Regions from separate parts of the Homo sapiens genome. Here all the other regions are linked to region 2. The links are chromatin loops, found by intact Hi-C in ENCODE. Cell type or tissue: OCI-LY7. All regions are shown on one strand. Region 1 overlaps PALM2AKAP2 (PALM2 and AKAP2 fusion). Region 2 overlaps PALM2AKAP2 (PALM2 and AKAP2 fusion). Region 3 overlaps PALM2AKAP2 (PALM2 and AKAP2 fusion). Region 4 overlaps PALM2AKAP2 (PALM2 and AKAP2 fusion). Region 5 overlaps PALM2AKAP2 (PALM2 and AKAP2 fusion). Region 6 overlaps PALM2AKAP2 (PALM2 and AKAP2 fusion).

Evidence for each region. A loop is a pair of places that touch in the nucleus more often than their neighbours do. Peaks named below come from ENCODE experiments on the same cell type or tissue, not always from the same donor. Only the 100,000 strongest peaks of a DNase experiment are listed, where the experiment ranks them.
Region 1: a loop joins it to region 2, with 6 times the contacts of the local background. A loop is called at or near these places in 27 of 110 quality-filtered maps.
Region 3: a loop joins it to region 2, with 6 times the contacts of the local background. A loop is called at or near these places in 2 of 110 quality-filtered maps.
Region 4: a loop joins it to region 2, with 4 times the contacts of the local background. A loop is called at or near these places in 8 of 110 quality-filtered maps.
Region 5: it touches region 2 in a loop (5-fold over the local background); 24 of 110 quality-filtered maps call a loop at or near these places.
Region 6: it touches region 2 in a loop (5-fold over the local background); 21 of 110 quality-filtered maps call a loop at or near these places.

What each region holds. Positions count from the first base shown.
Region 1 is chr9:110,046,737-110,051,736 of GRCh38, forward strand. All of the region lies in intron 7 of PALM2AKAP2 (PALM2 and AKAP2 fusion), which reads left to right. Among named protein-coding and RNA genes, the nearest start is that of C9orf152, 160 kb to the right of the region's middle. RefSeq lists enhancers at 332-906, 1,480-2,053 and silencers at 1,759-2,198, 2,329-2,388, 2,479-2,618. In OCI-LY7, no CTCF peak of the experiment used is centred here; DNase peaks (open chromatin) are centred at 1,265, 1,885, 3,105, 4,505 and 2 weaker places; H3K4me3 peaks cover 4,218 bases; H3K27ac peaks cover 3,887 bases.
Region 2 is chr9:109,970,619-109,975,618 of GRCh38, forward strand. All of the region lies in intron 6 of PALM2AKAP2 (PALM2 and AKAP2 fusion), which reads left to right. Among named protein-coding and RNA genes, the nearest start is that of PALM2AKAP2, 190 kb to the left of the region's middle. RefSeq lists enhancers at 1,654-1,863, 3,765-4,144. In OCI-LY7, CTCF peaks have their summits at 2,012 and 2,214; DNase peaks (open chromatin) are centred at 1,593, 1,973 and 3,963; H3K4me3 peaks cover 3,021 bases; H3K27ac peaks cover 4,737 bases.
Region 3 is chr9:110,099,467-110,104,466 of GRCh38, forward strand. All of the region lies in intron 7 of PALM2AKAP2 (PALM2 and AKAP2 fusion), which reads left to right. Among named protein-coding and RNA genes, the nearest start is that of C9orf152, 110 kb to the right of the region's middle. In OCI-LY7, CTCF peaks have their summits at 198 (motif pointing right) and 398; DNase peaks (open chromatin) are centred at 125, 915, 2,205 and 2,615; H3K4me3 peaks cover 3,256 bases; H3K27ac peaks cover 4,647 bases.
Region 4 is chr9:110,126,905-110,131,904 of GRCh38, forward strand. All of the region lies in intron 7 of PALM2AKAP2 (PALM2 and AKAP2 fusion), which reads left to right. Among named protein-coding and RNA genes, the nearest start is that of C9orf152, 79 kb to the right of the region's middle. RefSeq lists an enhancer at 4,523-5,000. In OCI-LY7, no CTCF peak of the experiment used is centred here; DNase peaks (open chromatin) are centred at 1,909, 2,277, 2,777 and 3,537; H3K4me3 peaks cover 5,000 bases; H3K27ac peaks cover 5,000 bases.
Region 5 is chr9:109,915,635-109,920,634 of GRCh38, forward strand. All of the region lies in intron 3 of PALM2AKAP2 (PALM2 and AKAP2 fusion), which reads left to right. Among named protein-coding and RNA genes, the nearest start is that of PALM2AKAP2, 140 kb to the left of the region's middle. RefSeq lists enhancers at 2,885-2,934, 3,175-3,344, 3,455-3,524. In OCI-LY7, no CTCF peak of the experiment used is centred here; DNase peaks (open chromatin) are centred at 1,627, 2,867, 3,447, 4,557 and 1 weaker place; H3K4me3 peaks cover 2,906 bases; H3K27ac peaks cover 5,000 bases.
Region 6 is chr9:109,904,292-109,909,291 of GRCh38, forward strand. The region is part of intron 3 of PALM2AKAP2 (PALM2 and AKAP2 fusion); the gene reads left to right. Among named protein-coding and RNA genes, the nearest start is that of PALM2AKAP2, 130 kb to the left of the region's middle. RefSeq lists enhancers at 2,753-2,832, 2,913-2,982. In OCI-LY7, CTCF peaks have their summits at 1,005, 2,676 and 2,877; DNase peaks (open chromatin) are centred at 2,690, 3,230, 4,140, 4,910 and 1 weaker place; H3K4me3 peaks cover 3,245 bases; H3K27ac peaks cover 5,000 bases.

The DNA of each region.
Region 1 (5,000 bases), 76 kb after region 2:
GGATTACAGGCGTGAGCCACTTCACCCGGCCTTGCTTTACTGTTTCTAATAATGAAACTAATTTTGTTTGTAAATTTTACACTTATTCTAATTTAGGAAAATATGAGAAGGGAGTGATGAAGTACCTGCCATGATATTGTTTATAACATCTCACATCTGATGTAATTCTAAAATTCTTCCTTAGAGAGTCTATGGTCCATATAAATAAATAAGTGATATCCAAGCACACTCATTTTAATGTGAGTTTTTCACATGATATTAAAATGTTAAAAATAGATCAGTATGTAGGGCATCCAAGCATTTAATTCCTTAAATCGGAGACATGAGGAGAAAAAAATGAAAAGGAAGAAAGAAAAGAAGGAAAAGGAAGGAAGGAAGAAAAAGTTGAGTCAAGGCTGAAGCTCTGGCATCTCTAACCACTGGTCAGTAAATTCTATTGAAATTCAATAGTATAAGAGACAAACAGGCAAAAAGGATCGTGAAACCATTTCCAAATACCAAGATAAAGGAGGCTATTGACATTCAGGAACCCTGAGAACAGCTGATGTCCCATTGTAGACTTCATCCTCTTCCTTGGGTGAAAGTGTGAATAGCGCTCAAGGCAGGGAAGAAGTCTTTTCTCTGAAGGTGCTATTTATGGTGCCCTTGGCCTGGATGGGCTTTCTGGGTAGTTCCCAAGGGTATCATTTCTTTGTATTGGAAATCAGGGACCTTTGTGGGTTAGGAAAGTAGAATCAGGCCATGGCTATTGTCTTTCCCTGCTGTGTTTCACATGTAAAATTGACTCCCAGAAGAGCATCCCAGGGCCTTGTCAAGGAGTGGGGAAAATAGCAGACTGCCCTAGGGTGGAAACCTAACTGAGAGTGCAAGGGCGACTTGCAAAGCTGGGGAGAGAGAATTACTGGGAAAATCGTGCCTAGGGCAAAGCTGAATTCAAGAAATCTGACTTTTGTGATCTTCCTCTGCTGAGAATGAATGCGGCCACCTACAGCAGAGTAAGACCACAGCTTGCTTTTGAAAGTGTTGCTCTCTAGGTGGGGTGTTTGTTTGTGTGTGCCTGTCCTCTCTCAGGATTTCTAGACGGTTCATTTTCAAAGGGTCATTAACATTATTTAAATATTCATGGTGGAGGAGGGGATGAGAGACTGAAATTTCAGACATCTCAAGAGTGAGGGATGGCTGGCCACCCGCCTAATACAGCCCCAGTCTGCGGATCAGCTGCCTCCTTCCCCTCCGCTGGCTTTGTTAGCACACGCGCTCTGACACCGGGCCACCGGCTGCCACTACACGGAGGGCAGCAGGAAGGCTCTGGCGAGCCAGTGAGCTGGAAGCATCTCTGTCCACACCTCAGCCTCTGAACCCCATCGGGGGAGTCCTCAAACACGCGGAGACACCATTACTGCCACAAAGACGCACTTCGCAACCAGTTCCGGGAGTCGCTCTGACCCTGAGGACAGTCGTGGTGCTAGGTAAGGGACGAGGGGCTGTTTCCCCGCCTGAGTGGGAACTCAGCGGCTCCTGGCATTTGAGCGCACACAGGCACTCACACACTTCCACATACGCTCATGCGCACATATGTGTACACCAACACACACGTCCACATGCACACACAGCGACACGCCACCCCGCTCCAAAGCCCCGTGCGCTAACAAGTATCCATATACCCAGACACAGCGCTCCCCTGAGTTAGGAAACACTCAGCTTTGCCCGCCCCATCCATCCCTCCGTCTTTCCCTCTCTCCAGTCTCTGCATTCATTCATTTCTTCGTTTGTGCATCGATTCCGCCGAAGCCACTGAGAGGAGAAGGTGTGGGTAGATGGGGAGGGGAGGGGAGGGAGGGGCGGTCCGTGGGCGCTGGGCTACTGGAGGGGAAGCGAGGAGGCGGGGAAGGGGCGGGCCCCAGGAGCAGGCGGGCGGGGCTCCCCGCCCTCCAGCGCGCCCGGAGGCTACCACTCCCTGCAGATGCGCTGGCCCCAGCCCGGGGCTGCCGCTCGCCTTCCCCCGGAGTCTCCTGGACCCCCGGAGTCTCCTGGACCCCCGGAGCGGGAGGCAGCGGCCGCGCGGCGCTGGACTGGAGCAGAACCCCAGGACTGCGCCCCCGGGAGCGGGCGCCCAGAGGTGGGTGTCCAAGCTGGGGAGGGGAGGGGCTGGAGTGTCCTCGAGTGTGAGGAAGGGGTGGCCGAGGAAGGGGTTGCCGAGGAAGGGCTGGAAATCTGGGAGTCCTCGGAAGCACCGCGGGCTTTTAAAGGGCTTTTTGTGGTCCTTGTCGAGCGGAGCGTGTGCTGGGAGAGGGCCCGGGTGGAGGGGCTGTGGCCATGTGGATTTGAATTCCTAGGTTTGTGGGAGGGCCAAGCCTTTGGCTGCTTTGTTCAATGCTTATCATTTATATATGCTTTAAAAACTAAACGCAGGACTCCGCTTCTCCCTGTATACACACAGAGCTGGGCTGTGTGTCCTTTTCAGGAAAAGCAGTGAAATCAAATGTGGTCGTGGCCGCATCTCCTGCCCCGGGAGCACCGGGAGGTGCAGCCGTTCCTTCTAGCTCGCGAGGAAGGCGCGGGTCCTGCCTTTTGGGTGGCAGAGCCGGGGGCATTTTCGCAAGTCCTGAACTTTTCAGAGAGACTGAAGTCAGGGAGGGCCGGGCCCCGGCCCCGGTCCCGGCCCCAGCCAGAGTCTTTCGGGATAGGGTCCAGGGAGCTGAACTCAGGAGATGATGCAGGAGGAGCCAGCAGCCTCTTCTGCCCTGGGAGGGAGAACGCGGTCCGGGTCCGAGCTGAGCCAGAAGTTTGGCCTGAGGCTGGGACCTCAGCAGTTAGAATGTGGTATCTTATCCGAGATAAAGCCGGAGTTTGCGTCTCTGTGGGCCCTTCTTGGGGACACTCTGGGGTATGGGAAGAGCAGACCGTGGGGGAGAGCACTGGGCAAGCCGTACCTGTAATGTCCGTGGAGGCGACGCGCCTGCAAGAACCAGAGCAAGGAGACACTGGTGGCCCCAAGAAATCCCAGAGAAACGGAGTGGATAGGAGGGGAGTAAAACGGAGCCCGGGAGAGCCGGAAGCCCGCAGCAGGGAGCTGTGGCGCTGGTGGCCGGGTGAGGACTGAAGGCAAAGGGCGAGGCGGCGTGCAGCCGGGCTGCCGAGCTCTCCAACGCGGATGCCAGGCGCTCGCCAGCCTGAGGGATCCCTCCTGACCCACAAAGAGGGCGTCTGGGAGGTGACTCGTTTAGAGAGATGGTGGATTCCCTTTCCAGACCCAGGAAAGCCCGTTTCCCGTGTGGGGTAGCATGGGTTTGGCTCTGATAGGCTGCGTGGTCAGATCAGACTTTGACATATCACTACCCTTCCCCGTAGCAGTTTTAAATGCAGCACAGGTGATTTGGGAAGACTTCCTAAATGTATAATATTTCTTTTTGAAAAGAAACTTCACCTACTCATACGTCTATACACCTCTCTCTGTATTGCATCTTGGAATCTGTGAACAAGCCCATGTCTCCCGGGAAGCGCTCTTCTATCCCAACTCCCGTTTCACAGGCTCCTGGAGACTGCATGAATACAAACTCCTCTCACCATTGGGATCCCAGGGAATTTGCTTCCTTGTCTTTTGTTCTGATTAGAGTTCATTTAAGCATCACACTTTTCTTTCTGGAAATGTTCTTAATTTAAATTTAACTAAGCTTCCCTTTCTTCCAGTCTGGCAGCTTCCCCAACATTCATGAATACAATTTCATAATAATATGTCTAGAAATGAGGAGTATCCAGCAAGGAGTTTTACTCTGTTTCTTTAAACATAAAGACTTGGCCTAAAGAGTGTTTTAAGCAATGCTCCGCTGCCGGTTGTCTCCTCCCCAGTTTTGACCCTTGGCCCTTTCTCTGTTTTTCTTTTCTTTTCTTTTTTTTTCTTTTCTTTTCTTTCGAAGTTTTGCTCTTGTTGCCCAGGCTGGAGTGCAATGGCATGATCTTGGCTCACTACAACCTCTACCTCATGGGTTCAAGCAATTCTCCTGCATCAGCCTCCCGAATACCTGGGATTACAGGCACCCACCACCACACCCGGCTAATTTTTATATTTTTAGTAGAGATGGGGTTTTGCCATGTTGGCCAGGCTGGTCTTGAACTCCTGACCTTAGGTGATTCACCTGCCTCGGCCTCCCAAAGTGCTGGGATTACAGGCATGAGCCACCACACCCGGCCTGGCCCTTTCCTTAAAGGGCATCTTCTCCTTTGAGTGGAGGCACACCAAGTTTCCTGCAATTATCTTGGACAGCACCAACAAAATTAGTCCTGAGCCAGGGACAACAAAAGTAAGGCTGCCTGTCTCCCAGTCTTTACTTAACCAACTCTGCTGGAGAGTTCATTTCACTTTCTTTCTGGGATGCTGAGATGCTAGGATGAGAGGAATAGCTGGGCTTTGAGATGGGACAAACATTTTGAAATACTCATTATCTCATAGTTCTGGCATGACAGTTGGCACCACTTCCTGCCTGCAGAGTCTGAAGTTATTTCACTTTCATAAGTGGCTTATTCTGACTCAGTAGCCTCAGGACCTCTGGCTAATAAAGTGAAGTAGGTTGTCTTAACTTCGTTGTCAAATGAAGGGAGAATGAATCCACTGGCTTTATTTCTGAAAGTTTGAATATTTTCTTATAGAACTAACATTAAATATTACTTCCAAAAATGCAAACACTTTGGTCTTTCTAGTCATTGTAATTATTGTCTAGATAATTACAATAATCCAAACAATAACCATTACGGATTTGGTGAGCTCTTAAAATACCCATGTCCCAGATTTCTGTCACGGTTATTACCAGTCTCTGCTTATTAAGGTAATGAGAAATGTTTCAAATGAAGATGAAATTGAATTTGGATGGAGGTTGTGTTGAGGGATTTTAACAGTTGAAACAGGAGCATGCTAAAAAGTTACTTCTGAAGACCAAGGATAGACTGTTTAGTTCCAGTCTTTAGCTTTATACATGACTCAACGCCAGTAGAATTGATGCTGT
Region 2 (5,000 bases):
GCTGCCTGGTGATACATTCAGCACTGCCACTTACTGCCTTGACCCAGGATGAGTTAATAGCTCACAGCCTCAGTTTACTCATCTGTCCAATTAGGATAGTAGTACTATCTCATAGGGTTTTTGTAAAGACTGAAGTTAATAAGTGCATAATCACATAGAGTTGCTCTTGGAAAATAGTAAGTGCCTGTGAATATTAAAAATTTCCTGGCCAGGTGCCGGGGCTCATGCCTGTAATCCCAGCACTTTGGGAGGCCAAGGCAGAAGAATTACTTGAGCCTAGGAGTTTTGAGACCAGCCTGGGCAACATAGGGAGACCCTGTGTCTACAAAAAAAATTTAAAAAATTATCTGGGCATGGTGGCATACACCTGTAGTCCCAGCTACTCAGGTGGATGAGGTGGGAGGATTGCTCAAGCCCAGGAGGCCGATCACACCACTACACTGCAGCCTGGGCAACAGAGCAAGACCCTGTCTCAAATAAAATAAAATAAAAGTTTCCTTAGAAAGAAAGCTTCAGGAGGTTAGGGATCTTTATTTCCTGATGTTTCCCAAATGCCTAGAACCATGCCTGGCACATAGCAGTGCTCAGTAAATATCAGTGAATGAATCCATCTCCTTATCCAATGCTGAACTTCAGGCTTCCATGTTTATCCCACTCTTAGTCCCTTTTTTTTTTTTTTTTTTTTTTTTTTTTTTTACAGAGAAAAGGGGTCTGTTTGCTCTTTGTGTTCTTTGTGTTCATAGTGTTTCCAAGCCCCAGGCCATTCAGAGCTTTTGTCTCCAGTGCCCCACACATTCAAGAAAGACTTGAATTGCCTCTCAGGTCTGAACCTGTTTTGTGCAGGGTGTCCAAGCTGGAGTGCAATGGACCGGTCTTGACTCACTGCAACCTCCCACTCCCGGCTTCAAGCGATTCTCCTGTCTCAGCCTCCCAAGTAGCTGAGATTACAGACGTTCGCCACCAAGCCTGGCTAATTTTTGTATTTTCAGTAGAGATAGGGTTTCACCATGTTGGTCAGGCTGATCTCGAACTCCTTACCTCAGGCAATCCGACTGCCTCAGCCTCCCAGAGTGCTGGGATTACAGGCGTGAGCCACCGCGCCCAGCCAAGATACATTGTTGCAGAGTGTAAAACCAGATCTTGTTGACCTGGCATTTAGACCTTCCAAAATCTGATTTCCACCTGTGTTTCTAGGCATGTGACCCACTGCACACTACACAGCCCCCACAGGGACCATTTCTCCTACCCTGAGCAAGCCATTCCTCCAAGACACACTTCTTTGCAACTCCTGCCCGTTGAAAGATTACTCATTCTACCAAGCCAGGCTTAAATGCTGCCTACTCTCTGAAGCTGTCTCTGATATTCCACCAGAGTTCGTCTCTCATCTGCACATCTACTAATTCTCTGTTCTCAACTCCTGTTCAGAAGACCTTGTAATCAAGTTCATTGTTTGCACATCTGTCCCTTTACTAAGGTGGAACTCCTTAAGGACAAGGGACCATATCTTCAGCAGCTCTGAATAGCATTGGTGCTTCATGCAGGGCCTTGCCTATAAATACAACTTCAACAGGTGGGAGTTGTTGGTGGGTTCCCACCTGCAAGCATAAGTCAGCAGGCTTCACAGTGAGTGGCCTAACATAGGTGTGGATCAGAAGGAAATGAAAGCTTCATTCTAGCTTCCCCAATACTACTTGTCTCTTACCATTCCGTTGTCTTGAGTATTCTTTGGGGAACCTGCTGATATAGGAGGAACAGTGGCTTCAATCTGAAGGACTGTGCCAGCTTAGGGTGAGTATGACTCAGTCTGGAAGCAGAAGCAGAAGGGAATATGGTTTTGTGGATGAACGTGGGAGACAGCATGGCATGAGGTTAGTGCTCTGAGGTCTGGTGCATCTGGCTTCCTGTCTAGGCTCTGCTGCTGACTGGCTGGATGACCTTTAGCGTATTCTTCATGCTTTGATGCCTGTTTCCCCATCAGTATACTATAGACAATGTTGGGACCTCCCCTAACCCCTGCCACTAGGGGCATAATGAAGAGGAAGCCAAGGGGTGTGCATATGACCCCACCACCAGTCTGCAGGGAATGCCACAAAGATGCTAGCCTTTGCAAATTCTGGTGCAGTGTTACGAGGAGACAAAGTTCACAAACATTACCTTGCCCCTGGGTACCACGTGACTTTTGTCTCCCTATATCTCCTGCACAATTGCAAGGATTAAACATGCTAATATGTATAACGGACTTAGCACCCTGCTCTCCAATAATGGCTTAATAATGCTCTGGTTTCTCTTCAGATCATATAAATCTTTCACCTTTTACCAATAATGGCTTAATACACCTTTTACCAATAATGGCTTAATACACATAAGCAAAAAGACTCAGTTAATATAGGCTATAAGTTGGAATCAATAATCCATGAAAGAAACCCTGGATAGGGTTTTTAGGACACAGGCACTGCTATACCCTAATAGAATGGATCAACTTTCATTCAGTTAAAAAAAAATCTACTTCTTTTTTATGCCACAAAGTGCCACCTTAAATTTATCTTAGTGATTGAATGTCATACCCAAAAGAATCAAAAGCACTGGAGCAGTTGATCTGGTAGAAACTTCAGCATGTGTTTGTTCATTCCACAAAGGTTTACTAAACCCTTGCTTTGTGACAGGCACTGTATACCAGTTGGCCTTCTCTCTACATTATGCTGTTGCAACAGGCAACCCCAGTAATGGTTTCTTTCTTGCTACTGGAGCTCTGTTCTAGGTGTCTTCATTCCTGGACCCAGGCTGCAGGATCAGCCCCTATATGGAACATGCCATTCTTATGACAGAGAGAAAGGGGTACTAGGAGAACCATATAGTGGCTCTTAAAGTCATGCTTGGATGTGGCACGTGTAGCTTATATTCCATTGGCCAAGGCAAGTCACATGGCCAAGCCTGGCACCAATGGGGTAGGGGAGTATCCTCCTCCCATAGAGCAGCACTGCAGATCTCTTGACAATGAGTGAGGATATATAATCCTCCCACAGGGAAGGCAGAAAGGATTTGGGGGCAATAATACTGTCTGCCACATGCTGTCATGAATGCTATCTAGTTTTAGTCTCTTGATAACTCTGTGAGGTAGGTATTATTATCCTCATTTTACAGAGTGGAAAATTGAGGTTTGGTGTGGCTAACCAACTTGCCCAAGATGTAGCCAGTAATAAGCACAGCTGCCTGAATCGAAGCCAGTACCAATGGTATATAGCCAGCCTTGGGCTTCTTGAGGACTCATTTTCATATAGATGTTGTCATTCAGTAAACATTGATAAAGCATCTACTATGTGCCTGGCGCTGTGCTGGGCATTGGAAACACAGTGATGTGCAAGACAGACACTCTTCCTACTCTCATGGAGTTTAGAGTCCAAAGGAAGAGAGAGGCAGACAGGACACATGTAAAGTATGACTGGTATGTGCTTCTATGAGGGAGATGCAGACTAAAGCAAGAGTCCATGGAGAGAGCATGCAACCAGACTCAGAGCATAAGAAATGGACATGTCTCTGATGACTGCACAGAATGTAAGAGCTGGAGGACTGGGTCACATGGCTGTTGTCAAGGCCCTGCCTGGCAGGGTGAGTGCCAAGGGCAGTTTCTGATTCAGAATTCTAAAGGGCACTCACAAGAGTTCAATGCCGATGGGCATATGCCCAGCCTGTTGCTAACGGGACTGGACAAACCAGTGGCTGTGTGGCAGGAACCTACCATGTGCTTCCGACTAGTGAGTCTGACCCAAAGCCCTTTTCAGGCTTCTTCTGGGAGTGTTGCCTCTGCCTTACCTACACTCAGAGCCATGCATGCTGAAAAAAAAAACCCAAAGACCCAGAGATGTCAACAACAACCTGAGAGAGAAAGAGAAACCCAGATTTGATCTGATTTTGAATCGGCAGAGTGACACATGTTGCTTAGACTGCCAACGCACGCCACTCTCACTTCCCTGAATGGTTTCCATTTTAGTGGCATTGTAATAAAAAGAAGAAGGAAAAAAATCCCCTGCAATGGTTTACAAAGTGTACCGCAATAGTAAGAAATACCATTTTCTCATCACTGCTGCTGCAGCACCAGAGTATGGGGCCCAGCACTAGGCCTGTCTTTGCAAGCAGGACTAATTACATAGTAAGTGATTGCCCCTCAAACAGAGATGGCATGTGTGCTGGGAAATAGGTCACTTCTTAATGAGGTGAAGCTCCAGCAAGAAGCAAGCACAGATGCAGACTATTCCTCTTGGGATGCAAAAGGCATCTGAAAGGTGAGCACATATGTCCCATAGGGGAGCCTCTGGCCAAATGTCACATCTCCAGGGAAATGTCTTTGAAACAGATGACTCTACTTTCAGCTTGGTTATGGACACACACAACCTTGAAAGTTTCAGAAAATATCACAAAGCCAAATATATATGTATCTGCACGTGCACACACACACACACACACACACGTTTGTGTATATTAGGATTCTTAAGAAAAGCAGAACCAATAAGATGTATGTAGACATATGGAAAAATATTATGAGGGATTGGCTCACTCAATTATGGCGGTTGAGAAGCCCCACGATCTACTATCTACAAGCTGGAGGCCCAGGAAAGCCAATGATGTAATTCCAGTCCAACCCAGAAGGCCAGAAACCAGGGGAGTCAGTGGCACAAGTCCCAATCCAGGTCCAATGGTCCAAGAACCAGGGGCACCAGAAGACGGACATCCCAGGTTAAGCGGAGAGAGAAAGTTCACCCTTCCTCCACTTTTGTGTTCTATTCTGGCCTTCAACAAATTGGATGATTGCCCACCCACACTGGTGAAGGCCATCTTTTTACTCAGTCTACCAATTCAATGCTAATCTCTTTTGGAAACACCTTCACAGACATACCAAGAAATAATGTTTTACCATCTATCTAGCCATTCCTTGGCTCAGTCAAATTGATACATAAAATTAACCATCACAGTAGGTATATGTATCTTCTTACCCTTGATTGTAT
Region 3 (5,000 bases), 130 kb after region 2:
CAACTATCTTTTGGAAGGATACATAAGAAGGTACAAGCTGCCAGCCCATCCATTTCCCTAAGATGAACTTGAAGCACGTTTTCTTTCAGCAGCCCAGACAGCACAGGCTTTTCCTAGCAGATGGGTGGCATTACCTCACTGACATTTAATGAATAGGTTGCCCCCAGGGGGTGGAATTGTAGCAAAGTCTATTATGAAATCTCATTTGCTTTGCATGAATCAGTTTAGGAGTCCCGAGAAAACAAAATTTGAAAAATGAAAAGTGGCCACATAGCTTGCCCTGTAACTGCTTGGACATGGCAGGTAATAATCATAGTCAGTTTGCGCTTTTATGATGGAGAGGGCTTTCAATTGATTTGTATTTCTTGTGAGTAGGAACAAAGCCAGTTGTAAGTACCTTTTAGCTTTGTTCCCTCCTTTCTCATTTTCTAGGACTGTAGCATCTGGGGCATATAATTGAGCTCTGAGAGCCGAGAGCTGGAGGGGGAGGGGGTGGTCAGAGGAAAATTATTCAATTCACACATATAACATGCATATATATATGTGTGTGTGTGTCTTAAACATATATGCATATGTATGTGTGTCTATATATATATATATATATATATATATATAGAAACATAAATATTTTATCAAGTTGAGAATGGGAGAATAGATTTCTTTCAGCAAACAACCTCAAGCCTATTATACATCTGATTTATGAAGGGTAAGAAATTCAACCTTAACCCAAGCAAAGGTTTAAAAAGGCAGCATGGGTATTATTGGGCTTAGGAAAAGGTGAAGGCTGCCTTGCTGCCGTCCTGGAAGATTGAGACAGTGGTAACAACACGTGCAGCAACCCCCTGCACTTCTAGAAGGAAGCTGATATCTGTCTACATGTTTCAGCGTTTGTCTCTGAACCTAGTCTTTTCTTGGTCACATAGGGGAAGCAACAGAGGTGGCTTATCATAGCAATGCAAAAGCCTTTAATGAAAAATGGGCTCAGGTTTTGGTTCCTATAAGATGGTGATTCCCTTCCCCCACAAAGGCCTTTGTGTACATGGGGTGAGGTAGGGGTCTGAGAAAGGCCACTGGAAATGGAAGGCTTAACGGCCAGTCCTCTGCTATGTCCCAGATGGAAAGCTCCTTGTATCTAAGAAAGGCAGGAAACCATGTCACCTGGCTTCTGATATGTAACAACCCCAAATTATTCTCCGACCCCTTGAAGGCCAGCTGGGCTCTTTTGCATCAGGGGGATTGTGTTTAGAATTTGTGTCAACTGTCTTTGTAGAGATCCTTCTGGATAACTACTACAATTCCTGGGATATTCTTACAGTGGGCACATGACAAAGACATGTGACATTGGCCCAAACCCCCCTCAACTTGGAAAAGGGGTGGATTCCCCCAGCTGACTTGAAGATTCTGGTCTGTGGATTCAGCAAGAGTCTGAGGCCTCTGCTGAGTGAGCCAAGGGTGGCTTCCGGGGAGGTGAGTGCCTGGAGGAGAATGTTCCCAGAGCCAAGATGGGATGCCTCCTGGTATCAAAGTGATGTTCAGATTTTTTCTGGAAATCTAGAATAGGATAAATGTGAATAGAGATTAGAGTGAACATCTTCTAGGATTTGAAGCCCTTGAGAGCTTCTAGGATTTGAAGCTCTTGGTCTTGAGACCAAGCCTCTGCAATGCATCTGGGGTCCGTTGCACAAGTGTGTGTCTTTTTACCAGGTCTTATCCCCGCTTCAGCCTTTTCTCTCCTGTTAGGGATCAAAACTTGCCAAAACAGAAATTTTAAAAAGACACGCAGGATGTGGGGCTGCTCCTGGGAGGTTTGCTGTGTGTGTTTGGGGTCCTGCACCCTCCACTCCACTCCTGAGTGTCCAAGGGTGGATGTCCAGAAATTTAGCCACCTACTCCCATCAGTGTAGCCAGAACCTTTGCTGGGAGTTAATCTCTCTCCCTCATTACTTTCTGATCTGCTTGAAAGACAAATAGAGGTTAGGGAAATATATTAATATCAGTAAGTCTCCATGGATGGCCCAGGTCAAGGCAGACAAAGGTAGTCACACGCTTTCAGGGGCTGAAAGACAAGTAGAGGTTAGGGAAATGTATCAGCGCATCTCCATGGATAACCCAGGCCAAGGCAGACAAAGAAAGCCACGTGCTTTCAGGTGCAAACAGCGGCCGCCTTTTTTCACTGGACATCATTGGGCAGCTGTTGCTGTCATTTCCCACGGCCTCTCTGGAGGGGAAACACAGCTGGCTTCTGTGGGCCAGCCTGAAACCATCTGCAGCTGCTTGCATGCTTTCAAATGTAAGTAAGGGAATTTCAGCTGAGGTTAATCTGGGAAATCCTCTGTATGAAACATTTTCCTTTTCACTGTTCCCTTTCCTTTTGGATATAACATATGACCCACTTACGAGGCAGCCTGTTGGATCACTGGTCCCCAAGGAGCTGTGGATGTCTTCCCAGATTACTCCTGCCACCACCAATGCGTCTACCACCATGAGAGCTGCTGCTGATGGGCACTGCACTGTGCATGTTGCATATGTGATCTCATTTAGCACTGTGACACTCCAAGGACCACACTCTTGTCTCATTTTCGGATAAGGAAGCTGAGGCTCCAAGAGGTCCAGCAGCTTGTCTTAACAGTGAACAGGTGCAAAACCAAGATTTGAAACCAGTTTTTGATCTTGGTTTGATCTTGATGCCACATCCCAGCCTCTTTCTACCTCTGTAGGACGGCTTTGTGTCTCCTCTGCATTTTCAGCCTCCATTGCTAATCTGACACCATCTAAAGCAGGAATATCCTTATTAATGGAATAGTGCTTAATGGGATTAGGCTTACTTCTGTATTCTAGACAATATTTACTGAGCTGTTAGATGTAATGTGTTCAGAAATAATACAGGGATTTATGAATATGTATTAAATATTAGAGTATAAACTTTATCAAGCAGAGAATATATTTGTCCTCCAGTGTTGTTGACCTTGTATGTTTTTTGTTTGTGTTACCTCCAGAGCTGGATTTTGAAAGATTAAGCCAAGAAAAAAAGATGAGACATTCAAAAGTAAATAAATTAGTTTAGGCCTGGCTTTTCTGGGGCCATGGAGTTGTTATCCCAAAGTCCTTGCTTGGACCTCTCCTCCTCTCCACTCCTCCCCTCCCCTCCCCTCCCCATTGGGCACTGCCAGGGCCCAGTACAAGTGAAACAGATGCTCAACTCCTAGACTTGTGGAGGCTTAGGTAGACCAGCAAGTCACTATTAGGACAGAAAAACAAGACCACGTCATTCCCCAGCCCAATCCCTTATGCTTTCTTTCAATGACACTTAAAATTTAAGACCCAAACCTACATGATCTGGCCCCATCTGCCTTTTCAGACTCTTCTTCCTCCTCGAGCCCCTTACCCCATCCTAGCCACCGAAGCCAGTGATGCCACATCCCAGCCTCTTTCTGCCTCTGCAGGACAGTTTTGTGTGTGCTCTGCATTTTCAGCTTCAATTGCTAATTGTCCTCTCTTGTCCTCACTTCTTTCACTCCCATCTCAGGGTTTCTGCATGCTGGTTCTCCTGCCTGGAACAGCCTTCTACCCACCCTTTGTGACTTAGTTCACTTCCCAGATTTCAGAGGGCAGCTCAGCTTTCCCTTCCTCATGGAAACCTCCCCTGACCTCCCTGAGTAGCCCAAACTCTCCTATTGTAGGCACTCTCAGAGCGCTTCTCATAGATGCAATTTTACGTTTGTTCGTAATTCTGTTTTGTTTTTTCACAACAATAAATTTTGAGAGGGCAGCTCTATGCCTAGTCTCCACCCTGTGTCCCCGATGCCCAGCACAGTGCCTGAAGCACAGTAGGTATTCAGTTGCCTTGGTGAATGAATGAATAAAGCCAAGCCAAGCACAGTACTCAGATCTCAAGCTCATAGTCACTGCATAGCTTGTGCTAACCTTGCAGCAAGTGAGACACTAAGCAAGTGAACAGCTTACATTTCTTAGTGGTGGTGTTAAATTTACAAGGAGAGCATGTCACCTCTCACTTCAAGTTTCCACACTTTTAGGCCATTCTTAGTGTTAATAGCCTGTGGAGGACTCTTTGAGGAGAGAAGAGGGGAATTCCAAAGATTCAGCTTGATAAATCCTTCATCTTTGACCTCATGTGTATTCTACTTAGGAATTAAAACGTAGAGTATGGCTGCTGCTACAAATCTTCTTTGCAGTTTTTCCTCTGGCTGATTTTTCTACTTTACCTGGAATTTTTATCCTGAATTTTTGTCCTTTTTTGAATCCATGTGGCACACATACATTGCCCTACCAGGTTTATTTGTGTTTGAGATTTGAGATGCTATCTGAGGCCAAGACCTCCAGAATTAGATGGGCCTTTGTTCCCAGAGCCTCTTTGAACAGAGAGAAATTCTTTGCTATGTTGGCAAAAGATCCTTCATATCTATCTGTCTTTCTTTCTTGTTCAGACTTCTCTTTTGGCCACGTGAACGTGGATCCACCTGCCCCGTCTTCTGGCCTATGCTGTGATCCCTGGAACATTTCAGGTTTGAGTGTCAGCCACATCTTCTTTAGGACCAGTCAAGGGTTTGCCTCCAGGAACAGTGGAATCTATTGAGTGCCCCCCAGGGAGTTCCCCATATGCTGGTTTGTTTGTCACTTGGCCACACAGTTCTACTTTTTCCTCTTTGTCTGCAACTGAACAGCCTAGGAAACTTACAAGATTTCTGCTTTTTTTTGGGGGGGCGGGGGGGTAAGGTATCGTATTTTGAGTTCAATCTGGTCGCAAACTGGATTCTGTCCAGATTTTTGTTGGGATTTCAGATGTTTAGCCCCAAACAAATTGAAAGTTAAATTGAAACTGGTCCAGATGAGGTCATGCTTAAGATTTCTCCCACAGCACAAATCGTACCTTACTGGAAGCTACTGTAAGGGCAGTTCTTGAATCTCTGCATTCCCAATACATACTCATGGTAAAAACAGTTAACAGTTAATTCGCTTGTGTTCCAGTGACTTGAAAAATA
Region 4 (5,000 bases), 160 kb after region 2:
GCTATGGTGCTGGGGGAGACTCCGTTCTATGAGAAATTGACCAGTCTCCTTCACTAGGAATGTGGGTCAAGACACAGGGAAGCCTTGTTTCCAGTGAAGGGGTGGGGAGTTCCAGAAGTATTTTCATCCCGTCTTCAGACCTGTACCTGAGGCATAAGACAGAGAGAATAGCAGAACAGTGATTACTCTTTTGACCAATACCGTAGAAGCTCTCAGAAAAAAAGGCTGGACCTGCAGGAGCAGGAACAGGACTCCTGGCCTCCAAAGGGTTGAGTTTTCTTTTTAGAACTGCCCTAGTCACATTGAGCTGTAATGGCTTCATGGCAGGAGATCCATGGAGGCAAACCAAGAAGTGTTTTTAGTATCTGCCCCTTTTAAGGCCCACAGCATTGACCCGAGCCTGCCGGGTCCAAATTTAGCCTGCGTTTGCCCCAGGAGTGCTTGAGGTCTGGAGTCTGGCCGGCTGTCTTCCATCAGCCAGGAGGGGAGGCTCTAGCCTCTTTAGGGAGTGGCTTAGTTCCCAGTTTCCCACAATCAACACGGGCCCCTAGTTCCACAGGCCGGAAGAAGCTCTGCTCGGGGGATGGAAGAGGAAAGCCTGCACAGGACTGGAATGTGGCCCAGGTTATCACCCGGGGCCTCTCCTCTCCTCCACTTCCCGCTTATAGGCTCGGCTTAGAGGCCCAAGTCTAACCCTCGCAGCAAGCAGTTCCCAGACTTTCCTGCTGTCAGTGCCTTCAGGGGAGGGTGGAACGGCCCACTCGGAGTCCCAGCTCCTTCTCCTTCCTGTCGTCGTTAGCAGGGAGGGCCAGAGGAGGTGCAGCCAGCCTGCTTAGAAACTTTGGTGCACCGCGCTTTCTTCAATTCTTTTTGCCCGGCACAGTTTGCGCCGTTGAAGAGGGCTGGAAGTTTATTTCCAGCTATTGCTGCAGCACTTCCTTCTCCTAGTGCTGTTCGTTCTTCTTATGGGAACTGGTACTCACTCCCTCCAAGTCTGTGAGCGTCTTGCTGGGGATGGCGGATCACCTTGGAGCTCTGAGGACCTCGCACGGCCCAGGCTGAGAGCATATAGCTCTGCAGGGTCCCAGGATATGCTTATGGATCCAAGGTAGTGTTGACCTGTTCAACTTCTGTTCCCTTCCTTATGCTTCGGGTTCCCTCGGTTTGGGGAGTTAGCCTCCCCCAGACCTCCTGACTGCAGCTTTGCCTGGTTTGTCCAAAGCTGATGAGGTTCAGCTGATGTGGGCATCTTTTAGGTTTCTGGGCATCATCCACCAGCCAGGTGCACTTCCTTCCATCCCACCCTCACCCCTTCTGCATTTGCCTTCATGCTGGAGACATCCTGACTTAGCCAGAAAGTTAAAAATTTAGGAAGAACCTCTCTAAAGATAGCCACACATAGCTCGTGGAACCAGTTCTTCATCATGATTGTCATTGCGTCCTGCGCACTGAAAACGTGACTTACAAAAGAGAGGCAGGATGAGAAGGGAAAACGGAGATACTCTCTGATTTCACAGCTATGAGGAAGTTTTGTTTTATAGCCATGCCTCTGTTCCTAGGCCAAGAGTGAGTTTATATTTTTGGTGGAACTTATAAATAACTGGATTAAAGGATCGGGTCACCTATTATCTGGAGAAAAGCATTTCTAATTTAAATGTCATGGCTTTAGTAGGAAGTAATCTGGGTTATTCAAAGCAGAGAAACCTGGTTGTACAGCCTGATGTTTGAGTAATTTGGTTCACACTGTGCATTTAGGCTAGGAGCCTAGGAGGTCGAGATGGGTTAGGCACACTGTCGAGCTTTAACAGCCTGAGGATGGTGGGGCAGAGGGGAGGCTGTGAACACAGTGAACATTGTCCTTGTGGTGAAGGACACCTTTCTGCTCTCCGCCTGGGCTCAGGCAGACCTGCTAAGGAAAATGCACTTCCTTAAAGTTATTTCTGTCCATGACATGCCTAGCTGTAGGCCTAGGTACCCTGGGCAGAAAGAACACATGGGTGTCTATGCCCAGTGGGGCAGGGATCAGGGCCCTGCTGTTGTGTTTTCTGTGCAAATGTAAACAGGCTTCTAGAATCTCACTTGTGGTGTTGGTGAAGAGTTGCAGCCTTTTCCCACAGTGTCCATCATAATGACATGGACATGGGATCTTAATATTTTACCTCTGGCAAGTGGCCAGAGGAAACAGAACCCCTTCAGAGACCAGCCCAGAGGGTGAAATCCCCAGACCGTGCAAGAAGTCACATTTCTAGCTGACACGTAGAGCAACAGATACGTCTCCAGAGAGTTAACTCTCCAGGGAGTTCATCTATTTCTGACCAAGACTGAATAAAGAAGGTAAAGGGATCATCGACTTTTAAAGCTAAATTGTGAGTCTCACATCATCTGTAGAGATTCAAGCAAGCAAAAGATCAACCAAAAAGCCAAGCTAACTCTGTTTTGATCCATCCACTCTTCTTACCATTTCCCATGTCATTTTAAAAGCCTCCTAATATTGAGACTCCATTTTGATGTATCAGGATAGAATGAGAAGAACCCACCTTCAAATCCTGGCTAGGGCACTTACTAGGCAGGTGATCTTGGGAAACGTCCCTCTATTTCTCTATACCTCTTATTCTGAAGTTTTAAGACTGAAATAAAATTCATGCCTTTCCCACTTAACAGAGGGCCATTTTTCAAGCATCAGCTGACATATGTATGTGCATGTACTGTGAAATGATAAGCTATTAGACATGTGTCAACCAGAAAATGGGGATGCCACACTTACAGCATGCCCACAGGACAGGCTTGTCAGGGCTGTCTCATTCACTTGTACATTTACTTGGCTAGTTGAGTTGTGGAGATGGACCAGGTTCTGTTTTAACCAATGTGTGACCCCTCCTCTGCTTCCCATGTGACTGGAGCCCCAGGTCTGGGTGGTTCTTGACTGCTCATTCTACTTACTGCATTTCAGGACTTAACTTTTAAGGACATTTTGTGAAATTACTCCCTCTGTTGCAGCACAACTGTATCTTCCTAGTCGTGTTCAGCTTCAACTAAAATTCACATGTAAGGATCTGGGGTTGGGGAAAGATTAGGGAGATTAGAGCTGCCATAGATTCTGACTTTGAGTCTTTCCCGGGCCTTTTTTCTTTCATCTTTTCTTCTTGATTTCTTTTCTTCTAAAAATCTCCTGCTCTTTTCCCAAAAGAAAATCAGTCTGCTGCCAGAAAGAATATAATACCTGTCATTTAAACCTCAGTGTAAAATGGCTTAATAATAGTGAACATTTGCATTAACCGTTTTACAGTTTACATAGTACTTTTAAGTACATTTTCTAACTTAATTCTCAAAACAGATTTGGGAGATATTATTAGTCCTGCTTATGAAGGAGTTCTGTTCTCAGCAGAATTCCATAATTACAAAAAGTCTGGTAGGACTTTTATAGGTAGAGCCAAGAAATGACCCCAGACTCTGGTCTTTGGACGCTAAACTCTGAATTACCACATTTCCTGCATTCTTTAGGTGGAGACATAGGCACCTGTGTTGTAAATTAAGCCACGCTAATTTGCTTTGCAAAACTATTAAACACTTTTTGGTAAATAAAGGCGACTTTAGTTGCAGCCTGGCTACCAGGTTATGTTAAACACAGGTCTCTGGGACCAAATTCTGGCACTCATACAGACTTGAGTTGAATAAACATTTATAAAAAATGCTATGAGGAAATCTCAGCTCCCTAAATTTCTAGATGCTCCAACCCCACCTTGCCTGAAGACAGATGTGGCAACTTTATGAAGACAGGATTCTGTTACCATTTTAGTGGGTGGTAAGCAACCGAAGTCCCCTGAGCCAAAGGCTAGAAACAAGATCGTTTAGTTTTCAAACCTCAAACACCATCCCTAAGGGTGTATAAACCAAAGGGTTCGCTCTATTGGCATATCCCCTTTATGAAAGGGTGAGGAAGATCTCTAATCCACAAATTTGAACACCACCAATTTCACGGATTTCTAACATTCATTATGCTAATTGACAGGCCACTAATTTCACTAATGAAAACCTATTTCTCACCTTAATTATGCCAATTAGCAAAGCTTCAGGGGTTCTTGGGAGTTAAAGGGAGCTAAGTACTGGAGGAAGCCACCTGTGGGGCGTGGGATCTCTCATTGGATCCTAGATGACCATCCCTTGAGTTTATATTCCCATTTAGGATGGTTGTCAGACCCTGGAATGTAATTTAAACTAATTCCAGAAGCACACAGCTGTATTAAATTGCCCCGATCAAGTATGTGAAAGTAAATGGTAGGCATCCTAACCAGCTGTTAACTATTCTAGAATTTAGTGGGAAGGGCAGGTTTCTGTGTCGTGGTATTAGGGCTCTACCTGGAGGGTGAACTGGGCCGATCTAAAAAGCTCCCACAGCCCCTTTGCACCTTAGTTTTTCTCTGACCTTAGAAAACCCAGTTTGATGATTCTTTCATATCCTCCTGTTTTTGCATTGGGGCATAGTTCATTTCAAAAAGGACTTTCCTGGTGATTGAATGAATGTGCATCTTATCTGAATCTGGAATCACGTTCGCCTAATTTGAAGCATGGAGAAAATTCTGGACCTTCTTATCTTCAAAGAGAGCAATAAGCATTTGTTGGTTTAAACAAGACATCATCTGATGATACCAAGCCCAGATTCCTGCCTAATCCGGATAGGTTAGATTTCCAGCCCATTTCCATTTACCTGGTGTAGTTGCCAGTGGCTTTGATTCTATCAGGCCATCATGCATGAAGGCAAATTCTTACTGCTGACAGTGGAACTCAGGAATTCGCTCTTTTGTTATCATTGTTGTCTAACTTTACAAAACCTCAGGACCTCTGGTGCATGATTGTGAATCAGTAATTCAGAGTTGTTTATCTCTTTAAATACTTCCATGCCAATTAGAGGTTAAACCTGCTGCTTCCTGAGTAGATGGAATTGAGTGTCATGAAGAATTTTCTGAATTTATGGGGAAAGGGGGACTGGATGCCATATAGCT
Region 5 (5,000 bases), 55 kb before region 2:
TTGTGAAGATTAAGTATTATAATGTACGTAAAACACTCATAACAGTTCCAAGCACACAGTAAGCACTCAATAATCCTAATCCTTATGATTATTATTGTTACATATATTACTGTATCTAGCAAAAACAATATTAGAATTGTTAGTATTATAATAATTATTATCATCATTGATGGGGAAGGAAAAATGAAGCCCACCTGAGTTCACAGACAAGACCCTCTCCAAACAGTAAAACAATTAAAAACCAAGTTGTATTTGTCTGTGCTCCTTTGGATTCAACTGACCAACACCCAGGCAAAGGGAAAATATATTGGCTTGCTTTTTTTTTTTGAGATGGAATCTTGCACTGTCGCCCAGGCTAGAGTGAAATGGCATGATCTCGGCTCACTGCAACCTCTGCCTCCCAGGTTCAAGCGATTCTCCTGCCTCAGCCTCCCATGTAGCTGGGATTATAGGCACCTGCCACCATGCCCAGCTAATTTTTGTATTTTTAGTAGAGACGGAGTTTCACCACATTGGACAGGCTGGTCTGAAACTCCTGACCTCAAGTGATCCACCCACCTTGGCCTCCCAATGTATTGGCTTTTGTAAGTAAGAAGGGCAAAGGAGTAGCTGAGGATCTGGGAAGCAGGAACTGGAGATTGAATGGCACGGGTCCCCAGCAGCCAGCATGCTCTGTCTTCCCTTCTCTTTGTTTGGGCCTTGCAGGAAGGTAGGCTCTCAGCAGAGCCTTGAAGGCCAGGTATTTGAGAGCCAGGCAAGTGAAGCAGAAGGAGAGCATGAGTGAGCCATTGGGAGTGGGGACGGAAACGGCGAGAACCTATCCAAGGCACCGTGCTGAGCTATGAAGCTGGAGGGCAGCGCAGGCTGTGACCCAAAAAGGCCACACAAGGCCACATGCTCCTGAGTGACAGGAGGGACATGTGATATGCTGGGCCTTGGCCCATGCTGTCTCCTCTGCCTGGCTCATTTTCTCCTCTTTTCTACCTGGTGAATGCATCCTTCAAGGCCCAGTTAATTCATCATCTACTTTGTCGAGTTTTTCTCACCACCTGTATCAGTTGAGAATTGCATTCAGCTATGATCACAACAGAGGCTTAAGCCCATAACAAGCAATCTGGAGCCAGGCATTCCAGAAGTGGTGTACTCTTTCCATCGTGCCCTCTGGGACCCAGGCAATGTCTCTCTTTCTGCACACTCAGACATACTATTGCCCCTGTGGACATAGGATTACTGCTCTGCCTATAGCATCATATCCCTTGCAGTAGGTAGAATAATGGACCCCCAGAGATGTCCACAGGCTAAGCCTCAGAACCTGTGAATATGGTAGGTTCCATGGCAAAGAGGAATTAAAATTACAGATGGAATTAGAGTTTCCAAACAGCTGACTTTAAAATAGGGAGATCAGTATCCTGGATTATCTGGGTACACTTTGTATAACCACAAGATCCTTAAATGTGGAAGAGGGAGGCAGAAATCAGAAGGAGGGGTGGCTGCAGGGAAGGTCAGAGAGATGCAACAGTGCTGGTTTTGAAGATGGAGGAAGGGACCCACAAGGCACGGAACGTGGGTGACCTCAGGGAGCTGAAAAGGGCAAGGAAATGGATTCTCCCCTAGAGCCTGCAGAAGGGAACACAACGCTGCCAGCACCTTGATTCTAGCCTGGCAAACCCCGTGTCAGACTTCTGACATACAGAAATATAAGATAATAAATGTAGATTGTTGTAAGCCACTAAGTTTGTTGTAGTTGTTATAGCAGGAATTGGAAACGAATGCGTCTCTTTAGCACCAGGTCCCTGTACCTGGCAGGAAGGAAGGAAAGGCAAATGTCACTTAAGCCAACGCTCCTTTCCTTTTTTTTTTTTTTTTTTTTTTGAGACAGGGTCTCACTCTGTCACCCAGACTGGAGTACAGTGTTGTGATCATCACTCACTGCAGTCTTGAACTCCTGGGCTCAAGTGATCTTCCCACCTTAGCCTCCAGAGTAGCTAGAACTAAGGGTATATGTCACCATGCCCAGCTAACTTTTTATTATTTGTAGAGGTGGGGGTCTTGTCTTGCCACGTTGCTCAGGCTGGTCTCATCCTCCTGGGCTCAAGCAATCCTCCAGCCTCAGTCTCCCAAAGTGCTGGGATTACAGGCATGAGCCACCGCACCCAGCCCTCCTTTCCCTTTTAGGGAGTTGTGTGGAAGTCCCTTCGGATCATTTTTACTTACATCTCATTGGCCAGAGCTGTCCCATGGCCAGCTTTATCTTCAGTGGAAGCTAGGATACATAATTTTTTTCAGGTGGGCATGTTGCCATCCCCAACCAAATAAGGATTCTGTTAGTTTGGAAGAGGGGGAGAATAGATATTGAGAAGACCACTCAGCGTCCCCACCACACACTCCCAGGCAGAACCAACTATTCTACAGCATGTTGTTCTTTCCTCTATTATTGCTATTTTTGGTTTGTATTGTAATTTATGTGTTCACATGGCTGTTTGCATTACTTGACCAAGAAGTCTCATGAGCAGACACTGTGTCTGATTTATTTCTCCATCCCCAGTGCTCAGCATAGTGCCTGATACAGAGAAGGTGTTTGCATGAAGTTAGATGGATGAATGTCTAAATAAACTTTGAAATAAGAGCATGATCGATGCACTTCCCAGAGCGAGAGTTCCTTTCTGTTTTCTTGTGAGGATGATCTATTGGGGTTAGGTACATTTTATAAGACCATTTGGCCATGATTGCAACCTCATCTCCAGTAAATTAAACCTACACAGCTGCAGTGTGTCACCTTTCCTTATGGCTTATTACAGTTTGCTTTTTGCTCAGAAGGAACTGAGCAAGCAGGTTAGAGGCTGTTATGTGCACCTGCCACAGCCTACGGATCCTCAATTAACCTTGCGTGTAAATTACACTTCCTGCCCATTCTTTATTTTTAGCACAGCAACATCTACTTGGCTCTTCCAGAGAAGACTGCATTAGATTTCAGTCATGAAACTACAAAACAGTGGCGTCTGCAGCCTGGCTGGGATGACTGTTGTTAACCCCATGACACTCTGTTCCTTGCGAAGCTGCTTTGCCCCAGGACTCAGGTTTTCCTGAGAAAGAGAGCAGCCTGGACTGACCACACCCTCAGAGCCTGGCCCAAGGCCACATGTGAACTTATAGAAAAATCTGCTATTGGATCTGACATAAACTCTCCATTTCCTTCATTCATTGCATTTGGGTTGAAACTCAGTTGTTGTTATCACAAAGGTTTCATTTCGTTCCTTTTTTTTCTCTCCCTCTCTCTTCGTTCCTTCTCAGTTACACAGTATCATGACCCAAATCTTTAGCACCTGAACCATATAGCGCAGAGCCTTGAAACCCATAGGGCCAGGGCACCCCGTGGAGACAGGCCAGCCAGTGGGCATCAGGTCGCAGAGAATTCTTAACCACTTAAGGTTGCTTCACTGGAAGAAGTGAGTTACTGAGAGACAGCCATTTTCGGTTTTAGTCAGCCATTTTTATCACGATCTTGTTTGTTTTAGAATCCCCTGTAGTGCCTAGCTCGGAGTCCAACCAAACAAGCTCCATAAATGTTGATTTTGAATTTAAATAGATGTTGGGGTGCTCCCATTTCCCCTTCACTAGACACATGGGAAGCTGAGGCCCTGGCCCCTCTTTCATGCCACAGCCTGGGAGATGCTGCCTTCTCAGCAGAAAGCCTCAGGAGGTATTTTGAAAAGGGAATTTGTTGTTTTCATTCTGGTTAGATAAGTTACAAACTAATTTTTTAAACTGGGAAAATATTGAAAATTGTTTTTTAAAAATGAAATCACCTTTAATTCCATTACTCAGAGACAACTATCACTGACATTTTTCTGTTTTTTCAGTCTTAATTCTCATGAAGGTGTGCCCTGTTTCCCTCCAGATTTCTCAGAGGATTCAGGATTAGGGAAGGGAGGAGAGGGTGCCTTATGTTCTTTCTAATCGTTTAGCTTTGGGTATTATTGGGATATATATAAATACATTAACACACATATAAATATATGTGTATATATATTATATAACTGGCATATACATTATTGGGATATATATTAGTAGGATGTATATATATATATGTGTGTATACATATGTGTGTGTGTGTGTGTGTGTGTGTGTGTGTATATATGTAAAATGTATACACACTTCTATTTGACCTGTACCAGTTCATTATTACCACAATAATGCTAACTAACACGCCCTCAAATTCAGTGGCTTAAACCCAAAGTCATTTATTCTTGCCCACACTTCTGTGAGTAGGCTGGGTATTTGCTGATCTAGGCTGGGCTTAGCTGAGTGGCTCTAATTTCAGGTGCTTCTGAACTATATAGCTGAGAGCCCTGAAACCCATAGGGCCAGGGCACACTGTGCCTATCTATGGGTTTGCCTCAGGTCTATTCCATGTGTGTTCTTTCTGTGGTCCAGGCTGAAGGGGCAGCAGCTGCCCAGATAAGTTATTGTCTTGGCATTGGAAGGGGTGCAAGAGGACAAGCTCAACTGGGCAAGCACTTTTCAAGCCTCTGCTTGTGTCTTATCTGCTCACATCCTATTGGCTAAAGCAGGTCACATGGCTGCGGCCAGTGCCAAGGGACTGGGAAGTGTAACCCATCTACCATAAGCCTAGAGCAAATCACATGGTCAAGATTGACATCAGTGGCTTGGGGAAGCATGTACTCTTCCCATGGAAGTAAGGGAGGAAGGAAGGGAATATTTTTGAGAATAATGTAATCTTTTTTTTTTTTTTTTGAGATGGAGTCACACTCTGTTGCCCAGGCTGAAGTGCAGTGGTGCAATCTGGGCTCGCTGCAGCCTTGCAGCCTCTGTCTCCTGGGTTCAAGCGGTTCTCCTGCCTCAGCCTCTAGAGTAGTTGGGATTACAGGTGTGCACCACCATGCCCAGCTAATTTTTGTATTTTTAGTAGAGACGGGCTTTCACCATGTTGATCAGGCCAGTCCCAAACTCCTAACCTCAGGTATACGCCTGCCTCGGCC
Region 6 (5,000 bases), 66 kb before region 2:
CCTGTCAATTTTCTTACCTATAACATGGGAATAAAATAATCCCTAATTGCTGTGAAAGGATGTTGTAAACTCTAAAGCATTACACAAATGTTGTTATTATTATTATGACTTGGGTTTCATGGGAATATAATTTTCTTATGTGCTCAGGAGGCTTGTGATCATTCATTCATTCACATGAAAACATTTATGCAGGTCCCAGGTCATTGCCTCTGCATGAGACGTCTCATACCGAGATGCCTGTACTATTTCTAAAACAAATCTAGTCTGTCTTGAACTCTCTTATAGCTGAGGGTTCCAGGGAAGTTGCTGTGTGCTTTCAGCAGGTAATTCTCCCTTAGTCTCAGGATTTAGAAATGATGGATGTGGTAGGACAACTTCAGGGGTGGGACCTCTGCTGAACACAGAGGTGGCCGGTGCTGATTTCACATAAGCCAAGCCAGCGGGAAGAGGCAGGCTGTTTTTTAAAATTATTATTCTGGAGCACGATGTACTATCTCTGTATCCAAGAGTTCACATTTCAAGTGGACTATCAGATCATCTCTGTGACAGAGGGCTTTAATTAAAAGCATAAGTCTCTGGGTGGATTTTAAGTGGCATTGTTTTTCTTTGGACGTTATGCAAGCCACTTCTGTGCTGTAAAAGGGCTTTTAAAATTTGGCTTAAGGAAATTTGCTTTACCCCTCAGGCTTTGATCCCTGCGTGTGAATCATTTTGTATCTGGAGGTTCCAATTTGCAGTCTCCTGGGTGTAAGGAAAATTCTACCCTCACAGAACATTTTGGATTTGAAAACTGAGAAATCTGCATCATTCTCGACATAATAGCTGTTGTAAAATAGAATTAGGGCTGTTAAGTCTATAGGGATAAAGTTCACCAAAGAATATTTTAAACTTTAGTTTTAGTTCCTAAAGTTTTTGTCTCCAACTCCCATAATAAATGTACTGGGACAGTGACCTACCCACTCAACACCTGAAGCTCAGTGTTCTCTGCACTCAGGCCAGGTGGACTCAGCCATCGAGGCCATTGTCCCTGTCCAGCCTCCCAGGGGGCACGCATGAGCCAGGGCCAGGATACAGATACTTCTGCCTCAACACCATCTGTACCACCAGAAAAGGGCCCCAAAGGCCCTTCTCACTGCCATTTGTAAGGCAAAATGTCTCTATTTTATCTAAGACAGGAAAAAGGCAGAGAGATGCCAGAGAGAATGCAACGACTGTGCCCGTGAGAAACCAACAGTGCAGGGTGGCGATCTACCCGCAGCACATGCAGGATGCAGCGTTAGATGCTGACTCAGTTTCTCAGCCATACAGGAGAAAAGTTTCAGCATTTCTCAAACTCCATGACCATCCTTCAGTCGGCTACCCCAAGCCCCGTTTTGCTGCAGCCGGGTGAGGGCAGTAATGCAGCTCAGTAGGTTAAGGGGCCAGGCTGTCCTTGGACTTCAGATGATATCAGTTCAGTCCCTGGGACATCTTAAATTAGGGCCTCAAGCTTCAAATTCATGCCTTGGCCAACACGTTACCATAAATGATCACAGGGAGAAGAAACAGTCAGGCCAGGGATGGTGGCAGGTTCCTGTAATCCCAGCATTTTGGGAGGCTGAGGTGGGAGGATCACTTGAGGCCAGGAGTTCAAGACCAGCCTGGGAAACATAGCGAAACCCTGTCTCTACTAAAAATAAATAAACAAATAAACTTTTTTACAAAAAAGAGAAGAAATGGTCAGTTTACGTTGCATTTCCTTCTTTTCCTCAAGAAGAGGTGCCCCGTGGTGCCTGGGACAGCTGGGCCATCACATGGAAGTGGCTGAGAGGTGGGCTGGAAAGAAGAGGAAAATCCAGGGCTCCCACCAACCCCAGCCAATCTCTAGTCACTGGGCAACCTCAATCTACTTCTGGTCATAGTTTTACAATTTTGCGGGGGTAGGGGGGATGGAATCTTGCTCTGTCACCCAGGCTGGAGTGCAGTGGTGCAATCTCGGCTCACTGCAACCTCCAACTCCTGGGTTCAAGCAATTCTCCTGCCTCAGCCTCCCCAGTAGCTGGGATTATAGGCCTGTGCCACCATGCCTGGCTAATTTTTGTATTTTCCGTAGAGACGGGGTTTCATCATGTTGGCCAGGCTGGTCTTGAACTCCTGACTTCAAGCGATCCACCTGCCTCAGCCTCCCAAAGTGCTGAGATTACAGGCATGAGCCACTGTGCCCAGCAATAGTTTTACACTTTAATATTGCCAACTTTTTTTCAGCCCAGCCTGTGCAGCCACACAAATGCAAAAAGGTTAGCTTAGGAAGTTGTCAACATCATTATACTATAAAAATCAATAAATGGAACCTTCTTGCTTCCCACAGTAGTCCATGCTAAGCTTGGCTTCACCATCCCTTGCTTGGACAACTCCTAATTGTTCTTTATGGTTTCACTCTGTAACCCTTTCATACATCCAAATCCGTTCTTTTCACATCTGTCCACATGGTCTTTCTAGAACATAGCCAATCCTATCACTGACTTAAAGCAAACACATAAACAGGCAGACAGACAAACAAGAAACTCAAATGGCTTTCTGTTACTTTCCGAATCAGACTCATTAGTGTGGCATTCAAGAGCCATCATATCCTGAGCCTGATCCTCCCTGTCACTTTCTTTCCCTCATGAGTGCACTCAGATAGGCCAGTCCTACAGAGGTCCTCATTCACTCACTTGAGCCTGCCTTGCACATTTCTGCATCAAAGCCCCTTTGTCCATGTTATCATCCTAGCTTGAAATGCTGTCTGAACACCTCTATGCCTTGATCATTTTTCTCTTCAAGATCCTACTGACATGTTCCAACCTCCTGAAATCCTGCCCTGCCTCCCCACAAGCAGAGTTACTCAGACTCTCTTCTTTGCATTCCTGCAGCATTTTGGTCTTGCAATTTGAGCTCTACTGTGCACTGCATTGTAACTATTCATATAGCTTCCTCCCTCATGAGATGATGAATTTCTCAAAAGTAGAGACTGGGCAGCTGTTACTGAATATAGCCCAACACTTGCTTGATAATGCTCGATAAACATGAATGAGTGACCCAGAACATTTCAAACTTCCCTTCCAAGACCTGAAAGACTCATATTTCTGGGTGTTTTAAGCTCTGTGATTTCTGCTCTGGTCACCTGGGCCAGGAACTGCCTGCCTCTATTTTCATTTCAGGCCTTTCTCTCTCTGCCAGATGCCTTGATCTCTGAGCCGAGTATACCTTGACCCAAAGCCATGATGCAGCCCTCAGCTTCTGAGAGGAAGGGGTAGGGTTCAGTAGTTGCGCCTCTGAGAACATGACAGAGAACAATAGCAGGAAGCAGCCAAGCGGGAAACAATCAGCCCGGCACAACCCATGTGGAGGAGCTTCCTGATTGGCTTGATCTGGTGGGAGCAGGAACTCTTACAATAACTCTGGAATTATCCCAGTGGGATGACAAATTTCTCCACTGAGGAGAAGCTGTCACCTGGTAATGTCAAGCACGGAAAACACAGTTAGCAAAAAACAAAACAAAACCCAAGACAAAGTTCTCTTGAGGAAGAGCAGTTTGGATCAGTTGGAAGCCTCCCAGCCACTGCCATAGCACCCCATGCCGACCTCCTTCCTAGTCTCTGTTTCAGGTACAATTAAGTCGTCATCTCTACCTTCCGGATAGATATCATTCTGCCGTCCATGGCTCAAAGGTCAGAGGTGCTGTTTATTCTTTGGTGTCCTTTTGGGTAGTTTAGGGAAATCCATGCTGTAGGTGACCACAAGAGAGAATGTTCCCTTTTAGAACTATATTGATTGAGCACAGGCTGTGTGCAAATACTCTTCTAGGCACTGTGGATGCCATAGCAATACATGCTGTTTCTGCTTTCATAGAGCAGTGATTTCCAAATCCTGTGTATCCTATGGAAAGACCAAGCCAGGCAAGGGGTGGAGTGACAGGAGCTCCCAGTCAGCTTTCTCCTTAAACCACAGCAGCTCCCTTTGATCAAGATGTTGGAAAAGAAAAATCTACCCCAAAAAGAGGAAATGCTGAAAACATTTGGATTGGGAGTGGTTTCATTTGCTCTTAGGCAGGACACACTGCAGGGTAGCAGTTAATATTCTAGGCTCTAGCTACAAGCAGACCTGGGTTTGAATCCCAGCTCTGCCACTTACTGGTGGAAGGTCATAAGTTGCTTGAACTCTCTCAACCTCAAGTTCTTCATCTGTCAAGTGCGAATAACAGTAGTAGATATTTTACCAAGTGCAAAGAATTGAATAATGCTTACAAACCATTTAGCATATCATCTGGCATTGTCTATTACAGTAAATGCTCAGTAAATGTGAACTATTTTACCCCTGTTGTTTGACGTTAATTTTTTTTCAATGAATGACTCATTGAGATACTAACTCATGCGTCTTGAAAACACTACCAGTCTCTCCAGAGTAACCTCCAATATGGACAACAGGCAAAAATATGGTGATTATTCCCAGTTTGGGCATTTGTGAAAGATGTGGCTGAGGCTGTATGGATGCGTGTGCACACACACACACACACACACACACACACAGAGGCCGATGGGAAAATCTAACTCAGCAGGAAAGCTATCACAGAGCGCTGGATTTAGGCACAATGAGTAAACAGGGATTTGGAAGAGAGGAATGCACCACATAAACAATTTTCACAATCTGGTATGAAAGCCCAGATGCTTCCTGCATGAAGGGGTGAACTCAGAGAGCGTCACAGGGCAAAATGAAGTAAATGCTGAGACTGTCCATCATTCTGGCCCAATTCCTACATATCTGTGCATCTTCTACTTATGGTTTTATTTAGGTGAGAATAAATAAGAGTACCTCATAGTAGATAAGAATAGTACATTACACACGCGCGCACGCACACACACACACACACACCTGGGGTTAGATGAAATTGTATATTTGGGGAACTTGGGGTAAAGAGTACAGAGCCACACAGCAGTTACCTTCTGCATCCTCCTGCTTCAGAGAAAGCAAATAAGACCAGT